2 separate regions of the Homo sapiens genome follow, and region 1 is linked to region 2. A link is an interaction called in ENCODE POLR2A ChIA-PET data of the cell type or tissue named here. Cell type or tissue: K562. All regions are shown on one strand. Each heading gives the region's core, and the rest is flanking DNA. Links, peaks and the distances in the headings are about the cores only. Region 1 holds the start of ADAMTSL4-AS1 (ADAMTSL4 antisense RNA 1). Region 2 overlaps ARNT (aryl hydrocarbon receptor nuclear translocator).

The links. Peaks named below come from ENCODE experiments on the same cell type or tissue, not always from the same donor. Only the 100,000 strongest peaks of a DNase experiment are listed, where the experiment ranks them.
Region 1: POLR2A ChIA-PET joins it to region 2 with 5 read pairs; 13 of 35 experiments call an interaction of 5 or more read pairs at or near these places.

Annotation. Positions count from the first base shown.
Region 1 is chr1:150,569,451-150,577,190 of GRCh38, forward strand. It overlaps MCL1 (MCL1 apoptosis regulator, BCL2 family member), which reads right to left. Exons shown (of 3, transcript NM_021960.5): 3 at 5,108-7,740. It overlaps ADAMTSL4-AS1 (ADAMTSL4 antisense RNA 1), which reads right to left and starts at 5,102. Exons shown (of 4, transcript NR_104133.1): 1 at 4,674-5,102; 2 at 4,209-4,371. In K562, for the core only: no CTCF peak of the experiment used is centred there; no DNase peak of the experiment used is centred there; H3K4me3 peaks cover 1,172 bases.
Region 2 is chr1:150,812,116-150,816,636 of GRCh38, forward strand. ARNT (aryl hydrocarbon receptor nuclear translocator) reads right to left here. Exons shown (of 22, transcript NM_001668.4): 19 at 4,144-4,291; 20 at 1,962-2,124; 21 at 1,057-1,223. It also overlaps the pseudogene RNU6-1309P. Among named protein-coding and RNA genes, the nearest start is that of CTSK, 6.1 kb to the left of the region's middle. In K562, for the core only: a CTCF peak has its summit at 1,182; a DNase peak (open chromatin) is centred at 1,166.

The DNA.
Region 1 (7,740 bases), core at 4,492-6,991, 240 kb before region 2:
TATTTTTAGTAGAGATGGGGTTTCGCCATGTTGGCCAGGCTATCCTCGAACTCCTGACCTCAGGTGATCTGCTTGCCTCGGCCTCCCAAAGTGCTGGGATTACAGGCATGAGCCGCCACGCCTGGCTCTAATATTTTTATATAAGGCCTGAGATGGGAAAAACTGAAGTCATACAGTATTCACTGACCAAGAGCGGCGAGCAGAGAAAGAAGGCAGGGAAGGAAGATGGAATAAGAAAATTACCTACACAGTCCATCCCTGCTTCTCCCATCTCCATACACCCAGAGGGTCTTTCCCAATTCCATGCTTTGGTACGTGTTTCTTACTCATCTTTTTTTTTGAGTCTCGTTCTGTTGCCCAGGCTGGAGTGCAGTGGCATGATCTCGGATCACTGCAGCCTCCACCTCCCGGGCTCAAGTGATTCTCCGGCCTCAGCCCCCCAAGAAGCTAGGATTACAGGTGTGCACCATCACGCTCATCAAATTTTTGTGTTTTTAGTAGAGATGGGGTTTTACCATGTTGGCCACACTGGTGACCTCGGGTGATCTACCCACCTCAGCCTCTCCAAGTGCTGGGATTACAGGTATGAGCCACCGTGCCCAGCCTCGTTACTCATGTTTTAAGGTCCAACCTCACATTTCTTATGAAGCCTTCTTTACCACCCTCTACGTCTAGAAGTTGTCACCCTGCTTTTTCCCAACCCTACAATGCTTTGTACAGTGCCTTCTAATTATTTCTGTCCATGTCTATGACTCTTACTAGATTGTAAACTTTGTGTGTGTGTGTGTTTCTTTTTTTGTTAAGATAGGGTCTCACTCTGTTGCCTGGGCTGGAGTGCAGTGGCACAATTTCAGCTCACTGCAACCTCGACTTCGTAAGCTCAAGCGTTTCTCCCACCTCAGCCTCCCCAGTGGCTGGGACCACAGGCACGTGCTACTATGCCAAGCTAATTTTTTTTATGTTTTATAGAGATGGAGTTTCACCATATTGCCTGGGCTGGTCTCAAACTCCTGGGTTTAAGCAATCTGCCTGCCTTAGCCTCCCAAAGTGCTGGGATTACAGGCATGAGCCACTGCACCCAGCTAGATCACAAACTTTAACATCTAGCCACATTTGCATTCTCATTATGGGATTCGTTATGCATAAATTCTTTAGCATGCATCTCCTAAAAACAAGGTATAATACTCAAGAAATTTAACATCGATACAGTAGTAACATACAATCCATAAATTTCCGCAAATGTCCCCATGTCCTTTATAGCTTTTTGACATGTGTAGTTAGTTGTCATGTTTCTTTTGAACTATTCCCCAATCTTTTTTTGAGTTTCTTTTTTTTTTCTTTTTTTTTGAGACAGAGTCTTGCTCTGTCTCCCAGGCTGGAGTGCAGGGGCCCAATCTCAGCTCACTGCAACCTCGGCCTCCCGGGTTTAAGCAATTCTTCTGCCTCAGCCTCCCAAGTAGCTGGGACTACAGGAGTCCACCACCACACCTGGCTAATTTTTATATTTTTACTAGAGACGGAGCTTCACCATATTGGCCAGGCGGGCCTTGAACTCCTGACATTGTGATCCGCCCGCCTTGGCCTCCCAAAGTGCTGGGATTACAGGCGTGAGCCACCGCACCCGGCCTCTTTTTTTGAGTTTCTTAAGGGGAAGAATGATCTCTTTATAATTCCATTATCTAACAGTTCATGATACATAATAAGCAGTCTACTGTCATGTAATGGAAAAATGAAGACACTCTCAACATCTGGCTGCCTAGAGCTCCTGCTAAATAGACAAGCCTGGGCAATATAGCAAGACCCCATCTCTATGAACAAAACAAAACAAAACACAAGGCATGGTGAGGTACCTGTAGTACCAGCTACTTTGGAGGTTGAGGTGGGAGTATTGCTTGAGCACAGGAGTTCAAGGTTGCAGTGAACCGTGATAGTCCCACTGCACTGCAGCCTGGGCAATAGAGTGAGACCCCACCTCTTAAAAAAAAAAAAATCCTAACTTACCTCAATGTTGAAGATTTCTCATTTCCCAATGGAAAATAACTATTATTCTATGCAGGTCAAGAAGGGAACTGCAAATTAGAAACCAAGTATAGTGTGGGAACAAAAGCTTGCTACGTATATCCTTTTTCTACTTCCCAAGAATTATTAGTAAAGGACACCAAATTTTCGGAGGTGTTTTTTTTTGAGATGGAGTCTCGCTCTGTCGCCAGGCTGGAGTGCAGTGGTGTGATTTTGGCTCACTGCAATCTGGGACTACAGGCGCGTGACCCCATACCCAGCTAATTTTTGTATTTTTAGTAGAGACGGGGTTTCACCATGTTGGCCAAGCTGGTCTCAAATTCCTGACTTCGGGTGATCTGCCCGCCTTGGGCTCCCAAAGTGCTGGGATTACAGGCATAAGCCACCGCCCCTGGCCTTTTTTTTTTTTTTTTTGAGAGGAAGTCTCGCTCTGTCACCCAGACTGGAGTGCAGTGGCATGATCTTGGCTCACTGCAACCTCCACCTCCTGGGTTCAAGCAATTCTCCTGCCTCAGCCTCCTGAATAGCTGGGACTACTAGTGCCCGCCACCAGTAGTGGCGTTTAACCGTGTTGGCCAGGCTGGTCTCAAACTTCTGTCCTCAAGTGATCAGCCCGCCTTGGCCTCCCAAAGTGCTGGGATTACAGGCGTGAGCCACCTCACTAGAGAGGTATTTATTTTGTTTGAGACAGAGTCTCACACTGTCACCTGGGCTTAAGTGCAGTGGCACGATCTCGGCTCACTGCAACCTCCACCTCCGGGGTTCCTCCCAGGTTCACGTGGTTCTCCTGCCTCAGCCTCCCAAGTAGCTGGGATTACAGGCGCCCGCCACCATGCCCAGTTAATTTTTTTTATTTTTAGTAGAGATGGGGTTTCACTGTATTGGCCAGACTGGCCTCAAACTCCTGACCTCATGATCCCTCCACCTTGGCCTCCCAAAGTGCTGGGATTACAGGTGTGAGTCACCGTGCCTTTTTTTTTTTTTTTTTTTTGAGACAGCGTCTGGCTCTGTCGCCCAGGCCCCGGAGTGCAATGGCATGATCTCAGCTCACTGCAACCTCCGCCTCCCGGGTTCGAGCGATTCTCCTGCCTCAGCCTCCCAAAGTGCTGGGATTACAGGCCTGAGCCACAGCGCCCGACCCGGAGAGCTGTTTCTTAATCTGCCTGGAGGAAAATCCCCAGCCCCCAACTTTCCACATACTTCACATAGATAACACTGTAACAACTTTGAAACTAAGAGGGAGAGAATTAAGTTTTCAAATTTGAAATTGAGAAGCCTTTGAAGAGTGGCAGCGTTCTAGAAAGTTCCATGATTGAACAAGTGAAGCAAAAAACTAGGATAGACTCAACTGACCATCTGAACTCCAGGAATTAATAGCCAGTGCTTTGGGCATCTGGCTGGAGCCATGGTACGCACCAGTTGTACAAGTTATTTCATTTTAATTTTGTAAAAAAAAAAAAAAAAATCCTTCGGCTGTCACAACTGTTTTAAATAAAAATTTTGTGAAAAAACAGTATGAAGACGTTGCTCTAGATACAGAACAGGAACTGAGAAAGTCTGGTTGTGTCAAATAAAGCAAAGTGTTGATAATTCTGACTACTGATTAAGGTTACCCAGTTACTATTAAATCCAAGCTTTTAAGGTGCTGAGCAAAGGAACACTGTACCAGAAACGGCTTCACATCATAGCACGTCAATGGGAGCAATAGCACTAACTTAACTCAGGCCAAGACTTGGGCTTGGGTCCTCTGTGGCTGCTACTCTCCTACCACACCTTTGCTTGGGAGTGCACTTACACAGCTTTCTTTGTAATGATACAAAAAGTTGCTGCCTTTTGGTAGTTAGGCTCCAGAAAGGGGCTTCCAAACCAAAATGCACTTTTAAATAGAAATGCAACTGACTGCAGGGAGGCACAGAATCCTGATTGCCTGATTAGCATATGGTGCTCAGGGCTTAAAACCAAGTATGCAAACCTCACATTTGCACATTTCCATGGTGATTCAGCTCACTTTCAAGGTAGCTGAAAATAAAAGCAGGATAGGGGTTTTTGAAATTGACTGGCTTCTTTTTACCTCCTTTTGGAAAGCAGAAGGGGAAAAGCACTGCTGCCAAGAACTTCATCAAAACTCTTTAACTTTAGGTATTATTTAGGTGTTATGATAGAGTAACTGCTGTACAGTACCCTCTTACCTCAAGATCAAGGCTGGGCGCAGTGGCTCAGGTCTGTAATCGCAGCACTTCGGCTGAGGCGAGTGGATCACTGAGGTCAGGACTTCAAGACCAGCCTGACCAACACGGCAAAACCCCGTCTCTACCAAAAATAGAAAAATTAGCCGGGCATGGTGGCGGGCACCTGTAATCCCAGCTACTCGGGAGGCTGAGGTTGCAGTGAGCCGAGATTGCCCCACTGCACTCTAGCCTGGGCAAAAGAGTGAGACTGTGCCTCAAAACAAAACAAAACAAAACATACCAACACCTGGTGATTCAAAAAAATCAAGACAGAGGCTGGGTGCGATGGCTCACGCCTGTAATCCTGGCACTCTGGGAGGCAGAGGTGGGCAGATCACCTGAGGTCGGGAGTTCAAGACCAGCCTGACCAACACGGAGAAACCCCATCTCTACTAAAAATACAAAATTATCTGGGTGTGGTGGCGCATGCCTGTATTCCCAGCTACTCAGGAGGCTGAGGCAGGAGAATCATTTGAACCTGGGAGGCGGAGGTTGCGGTGAGCGGAGATCGTGCCATTGCACTCCAGCCTGGACAACAAGAGCAAAACTCCATCTCAAAAAAAAAATAATAAATAAATAAATCAAGACAGAAATTTTGATTTTAAAGAGGTTTTTGATTTTACTTGGAGGTTTAAGAACTCCTCTAAGTACAGCAGTAATATATTTAATTAAAAACCCAACACCTCTAATTAGAATTGAAGAAAGGAACTGTCCTTTGCTCTAAGGCAAATCAACTTTGTGAGGCTTTTGCTTTGAATTCACCTGTACATATTTGCTCAGCTGACTTCTCTAAAAGGTTTGCCTAAGAGAGGGAAGGAAAAAGAGGCGTCGATGAGAAAAGACCCATATCACACCCTGTATTTGAATAAAAGATTTATTTTTTTTTCTCAGGAAAAACAGAAAGTTAGGGAAACACACTACATTTGACAACCAACATTAATTTGTAGTTGGTCCTAACCCTTCCTGGCACAGCTATCAAAAGTACAGCTGTTTAACCAGAACCAAGGTGTTCACCCCCCACAGAATGTACATGAAACACTAGAGGACTGCATGTTTTTCCCTGAGAGAAGCGTAAGACAAACAGAAGTCAAAAAGTAGTCACTGGGAGCGCCATCCTTCTAAGCAAATCCTCCCTTTCCCTTTTGGAGGATTTGCCCGAACTACGTAGCCAGTCAGCACTTAGACCACCTGCCTCCTCCTCCCCCTATAAACCCACCACTCCCCTCCTCCTTTCCCAAACCACTTGGGGTGTCCTAAGCCCTCACTGCCCCAAGCCCAAAATATCAACTAAGATCCTTGTCTGTATTTCCACAGTCATACCTAATGAATTGGGAAGTGGGGCCCCTAAAAACCAATTCACATCTATGCACTTGTTTCCACTGGATTTGGCAGACAGGCTTTTTTAGTTACCGTAACCAGATCTTAAGATTAATTAAAAACTACATAAAGTGCTTTTAGGTCCTTAGAGATACATGATATAAATAAGCGGCTTATGATCAAGAACGATAAATACATAGGTAAAAATAGCTCTAGCAAAGATGACCTTATGGCTCTGAGATGGGCAGGCAGGGCAGTTCTTCCCCATTACATTCTTAGTCATCTTATTCATACCTATTTTTAAATGGAGTCCACAGACTAAAGGTCATGTTCCGAGACTGAAGCTTTCAAATGACCCTAGTTCCAATATAGACACTTTCTTCAGTTTATCAGTAGCTTTTAAACTCTGAGGTTTAACACAGCTCACCTCTTTCTGTAAATTTAAGTGAGCATACTCCTATACAAAGGAAACTTTAGAGAAAGCCTCATAAAATGTTCTTTCCTCTGAAAATTCCTGAGGGGACTTTTGACACATTGCCCCCAAAGACAGGATAAAACAATAGTTGAAAAGATACCAGTCCAAGGAAAAGGGACTTCCTCCCACCTCTCAATGACTGTTAGTGTCACAGCACCCATGGTATTACCACCTGCTAACAGGATCAAGTTCGTGAAAGATGAAAGGTCTGTGGACTCTTGGTGGGGAGGGAGGGTCACTCAGGTTTCCAGCAGGGGTTTCACAGTGCCAAAATCTAAAAGGGCTAGAAAGAGTTCAGGGATGGCAGGGGAAAGCTGTAGGAATTGATATAAATATCTGTAGAGGGAGCAGAACAATCAGCAATTTCAAGGAAGGACAGGAAATAAAAGGTTAAGTCTGATAGAACAAACATCAAGACTGAAATCCAAAGATGCCAATGCAAAAACTTGCAACAAGGTTTGGGAATCATTAATAGAAACAAAACAGTAAGTATTTGCTTTATTGACATACTAGGCTTAGACCTGTGTGTGTAACAAGCAAGCCTAATAATAGCACCATGGTTAGACTAGCCTGCTTTTCCAAGCCATCATTTTATAATTTATTAAGCAAACAAGGGATCAAATGTCTCTCCATCCACCTGATGTGATCTTTTTATATGCACACAGCTAATGAGTTCCATTCAGCTGAAAATCTTTTAGTAAAAGCTTTAAAGATGAGCCCATGAATTCACTTTAAATTTCACCAGTTAAATTAGGTCAAATGGAAGGAACTCAAATGAGTATTGCCCAATCAGAGCCCATTATTTGTAAGTCATCAGTAACCTTAAAACTCCACTTAGACCTAATTATTGAAAACTTGCATATAATGAAGTGAAAGAATTTCCATTCATCAACCTCTCAATCCCAGGTTTTCAAAGAAAAACCTAAGGAATACTTACCAAAATCAGATAAGAAAATTTAAACCTGCATAGTTATCAGATTTGTTCCACTACAACCAGTCTGCATACAGTTACACATCAATTCGTTCTGTATACACTCTAGAACTGAACAGAACAAAGTTTAGCATAGAAAAGCTGTAAGAAACAGGTTCCTAATTACGGAAGTTGCAAAGTTCAAAAGGGTATGAAAAAAACTAATGTAAATTCGATACTTCCTTCGTTTCAAAGAAATAGACTTTCTGTAAAAATATATACAATTTTTACAAATACATTTACAAGCTGTCTTAAGAATTGAGGATATCCATATTCATAACTAATTACTGAGCCTTCCGTCAAGTATTATTGGTGATAAACTAGGCTAATAAAGTAAGAATCATGGAAACCAAGCCAAAGTATAACAGGTATAAAAGTCCTGAACACTTGGACTTTCTAAGAAGTATACTGGGAAAGCTAATTAGAGAGAGGAAAAGCTTCCCTTGTACAGTACTGAGGCTTACAGTCATAGTTCTATTACTTGTAACTTTTACACAGGTCACTGGCATTCTTAGTGCTTCTCTTAACACTACAGTAAATTAATGAATTCGGCGGGTAATCAATTCTATGACTTGCCTGGCTACTGGCCACTTTCCTGTTCTCAACAAGGAAATTAAGTCTTTCCACCCTACCATCTTCACTAAATCTAAAAGTCCTCCTCCATAGCTTCCCAAACAAAGTTTGTTTGTTGCTGAAACTGAACTTTGCTTCTTTCAGACAGTGACTCTTCA
Region 2 (4,521 bases), core at 150-2,649:
AAAAGAAAAAGATTAAGTTTGGGTCACACACCTTGATCTCTTACACTTACCAAGTTCTACTCCACCATTCCCCTGCACTACCATCCCTGACCCCGAGTCTTTGCTGTGCTGAGCTCTTAGCCTTCCTTACTTCCAACAACTTTGACTCCTTTAGATCGCAGCCTTTTTTCCTAATCCCTTCTGTCTTCCTCCTACAGTTCCACCTTTTTCCTTTTCCTAGTTCTCAATATTTTCAAAGGGAGAAAAATCTGCTTGCTGTATTTCATATAACCCCCTATAGACATATATGGAGTCTCTTATCCTATTTGTTTTCCACCAAGACCTGTTTTGCTTTCTTTCAATCTTTGCTTTAAACCAGCTCTTCCTTTGTCCTGCCTAAGATTACTCCATTCACTCTTGCAGTCCCTCAGGACTTGTGTAAATAGACCATTATGGCTATAATCATTATGTTCTATTTCATTTACTTTTTATAATTTTTTAAATGGAACACTTCATGAATTTGTGTGTCATCCTTACGCAGGGGCCATGCTAATCTTCTCTATATTCATTCCAATTTTAGTATATATGCTGCTGAAGCGAGCACTACTTTTTATTTTTAATCATTCTGTCTCTTTTAAACCCAAAGCTACTGTGACTTGGGTATATGGAGCTATTTGAATGAGCTAAAGTAACTTTCTTTGGCATCTTCCTATGGTGCTAAATTTGTCTGTTCTGGTTAAATGGTATGTATCACACTCAATTCATACTCCTTTTTTGTTTGTTTGACAGGGACAGGATCAGGCTAGTTGCTCAGCCTGGCTTTGAACTCATGGCCTCAAGTGATCCCCTGCTTCAGCCTTCTAAGGGGCTGACATCATATACACAAGCACCACTGCATCTAGCTTCTGCAATCTTTTCAATAACTGACAGTGATCCCTACATTTATCCCTCTCTGTCTTCTCACATATACCCCCAACCAAACACCTCAATCCAGGCATGCTTCCTTCACTGTCTCTCCTCCTCCTGGACCCTTTCTCTCCCAGCTTCTAATTTTTGAAAGTCTTTTCACTCTCTTACCTGGAAGACCTCAGGCTGGCCAGGTTGCTGTGCTGGCGGTTGTTGAACATGTTGCTCACTAGAACTTGAACGATGATGAGGCTGCTGGCCCTGCCACTGTGGCCAGACACCCACACCCTCTGCTGTCCGTGTCTGGAATTGTCCTGCAGTCTGTCCAGTCTCAGGAGCTAGAAATACAGCAAGGAAGAATAAACAACTCCAATCTACACAATTCCATTGTGTACTAATGCCACAAGTAAACAACTATAGGTAAGCCATTAATTTTACCTAGGATAACTCTGTCCTTCTCTCTGCCAATCAATGCCTTTTCTATCTCAAAACTCAGCCCTAAATTAATTCTTCTTCTCCAGGCAGCCTTTCCATAGAGTTCTTTACTCATTTAGGTTAAATGTGCATACTATTAAATGTATAAAAATTCACATGATTTTTGTTATATGTGCTAAAGTATTTTTCATGTGGGTAGTTTTTTTTTTTTATTTTTTATTTTTTTGAGACGGAGTTTCACTCTTGTTGCCCAGGCTGGAGTGCAAAGGCGCGATCTCAGCTCACCGCAACCTCTGCCTCCTGGGTTCAAGCGATTCTCCTGCCTCAGCCGCCCGAGTAGCTGGAATTACAGGCATGCGGTACCACACCCGGTAGAGACAGGGTTTCTCCATGTTGGTCAGGCTGGGGTTGAACTCCCAACCTCAAGTGATCCGCCTGCCTCAGCCTCCCAAAGTGCTGGTATTACAGGCGTGAGCCACCGCACCCAGCTGGTAGGTTTTAAATTCTAAATAGATTGTCACCTTGCATTTCCCTACAATCAGGTCAGTGTACCCACAACACAGGCAAACAACTTTAACTACCAAATCCTTTCTCTTTAGTGGTGCGATTTTCCTGTTACTCTCCTTATGGTCTGGACTCACCAAAGTTAGATCCACGATTGGTGAGACTAGGGTAGGCAGCAGCACCAGGCGATGCAGTTGGGGCACCAGGGAGGGACATGGAGCTGAAGGAGGATGGAGTCTGAAAGCTGCCCACACCAAACTGGGAAGTACGAGTCTTAGCAGTAGCCTGGGTAGCCACCTGCTAAAGAGAGATGGAGAGGGGATATAGAACAAATACAGCATTAACATCATTGCACATACCATGCCTATGAGAGTCAACACTGTCAATCACTGCATCCTTCTGAACCAAGCTCATCACTTATTTCCTATTGTATATTTCTTCCAATTAACTCTCAATCTCTCTTGACACTATTTTTTAGGCAGCTGAGATAAAATTACAAAAAAGCAATGAACTATGGGATTAATAAAAATTGTAAGAATTAAATGAAAGCATCTTATAAACTGTGAAGTTATATAAAACTAGAGGCATTCATAACAGTAAAGTATTATATGCAGGCCAGGCGGGGTGGCTCATGGCTCATGCCTATAATCCCAGCACTTTGGGAGGCCAAGGCAGGCAGACCACCTGAGGTGAGGAGTTCCAGACCAGCCGGGCCAACATGGTGAAATCCCCGTCTCTACTAAAAATACAAAAATTAGCTGGGCATGGTGGCACGTGCCTGTAATCCCAGCAACCCAGGAGGCTGAGGCAGGAGAATCACTTGAACCCGGGAGACAGAGGTTGCAGTGAGCCAAGATCGCGCCACTGCACTCTAGCCTGGGCAACAGCGAGACTCTGTCTCAAAAAAACAAACAACAAAAAAAGTACCATATGCAGAGAAAAACTACTCTGCACCATTATTCTGTCTGTTCTGCATTCATTTGTTCCTAATGATGTATTTTTTATAAAAACTATTTTCTCATGAGAGTTCTGTATATGCATTATAGAATATTCAGAAAGTGAAGGAAAATATAAAGAAAATAAGAATCATTCATAATTCCATGGTTAACATGTTTGGATAATTTCTTCCAGTTTCTATTTTCTCATGCATTTTGTACACAATTGAGATCGTATTGCATATAACATTCTGGAACCTGCTTTTGGTTTTGACTTTTTAAAACTATTACTTGTATAACATAAATATATAGTAATATTAAAGAATCTTTCTTTAGACAGTGTATTTATTGTGCGTTATATTATATATATGAATATTATAAAAGAATTTTTCGGCTGGATGCGGTGGCTCATGCCTGTAATCCCAGCACTTTGGGAGGCCGAGGAGGGCGGATCACGAGGTCAAGAGATCAAGACCATCTTGGCTAACACGGTGAAATGCCGTCTCTACTAAAAATACAAAAAATTAGCCAGGCGTGGTGGCGAGCACCCTGTAGTCCCAGCTACTCGGGAGGCTGAGGCAGGAGAATGGCATGAACCCAGGAAGCGGAGCTTGCAGTGAGCCGAGATCGCGCCACTGCACTCCAGAGCCTGGGCAACAAAGTGACAGTCTGTCTCAAGAAAAAAAAAAAAAAAGAATTTTTCAGCCAGGCGCGGTGGCTCACGCCTGTAATCCCAGCACTTTGGGAGGCTGAGGTGGGCGGATCACAAGGTCAGGAGGTTGAGACCATCCTGGCTAACATGGTGAAACCCCATCTCTACTAAAAATACAAAAAAAAAAAATTAGGCGCAGTGGCGGGCGCCTGTACAAGTCCCAGCTACTTGGAAGGCTGAGGCAGGAGAATGGCGTGAACCCGGGAGGCAGAGCTTGCAGTGAGCCAAGATCGCACCACTGCACTCTAGCCTGGGCGACAGAGCAAGACTCTGTCTCAAAAAAAAAAAAAAAAAGAATTTTTCAACTTTTTTGTAAACAGACATCACTGTAAGTTAGTCATTAATTTTCTCCTTTGCTCCTGCCTTATGGAGTCCTAAACAAAGAGGAAACATCTTAGAATTTACTCCAAAACAAATCTGAAAATCAGACGTGCTCAAAACGTTCCAAGTGAGCAATTCTGATTTAAGGTGAAAACCACAGACTCTACTGAGATTTTTTTTTATTATCTGTGATTTTTAATTAGCTACTCTCAACAAAGATGGAAATTGGAAACCGGAGAACAGGGGTTGGGGAGAAGGTATTTAAAATAGAAAACACTGATTTTACATACGGAAAAAAGCCCAAACAAACAAAAAATAATACACAGGGAACACACAGATGATAAGTTTTACCTGGGCAGAAAAGCCTGAGCGGGTAGTAGGGGTCCAAGTTGGGGTTGCTCCTTGGGTGGGGTTGGAGTGGCGGGAAATCTGGGCCAACATCTGTCCTGCAGAAGCTGATGGCTGGACAATGGTTACAGGAGGGGCTAGGCCACTATTCCTAGGAGTGAATAAATGAGGTAAAAGATTAAAAGGATAGATTTATCACAGAAGCTAGGAATCAAAGGACAATCTAGTGCTATCCCTAGATCCCCTTGACTTCCTGCAGGTTAAGGAAAATTTGATAACAATTTGGAAAAGACAAGAAAGACTGACAGTCACACACTGACCAGGACACACAGAGATGGAGCCTAGAACATGGCAATAGGACAGGTGCAAAGAAATAGGAGG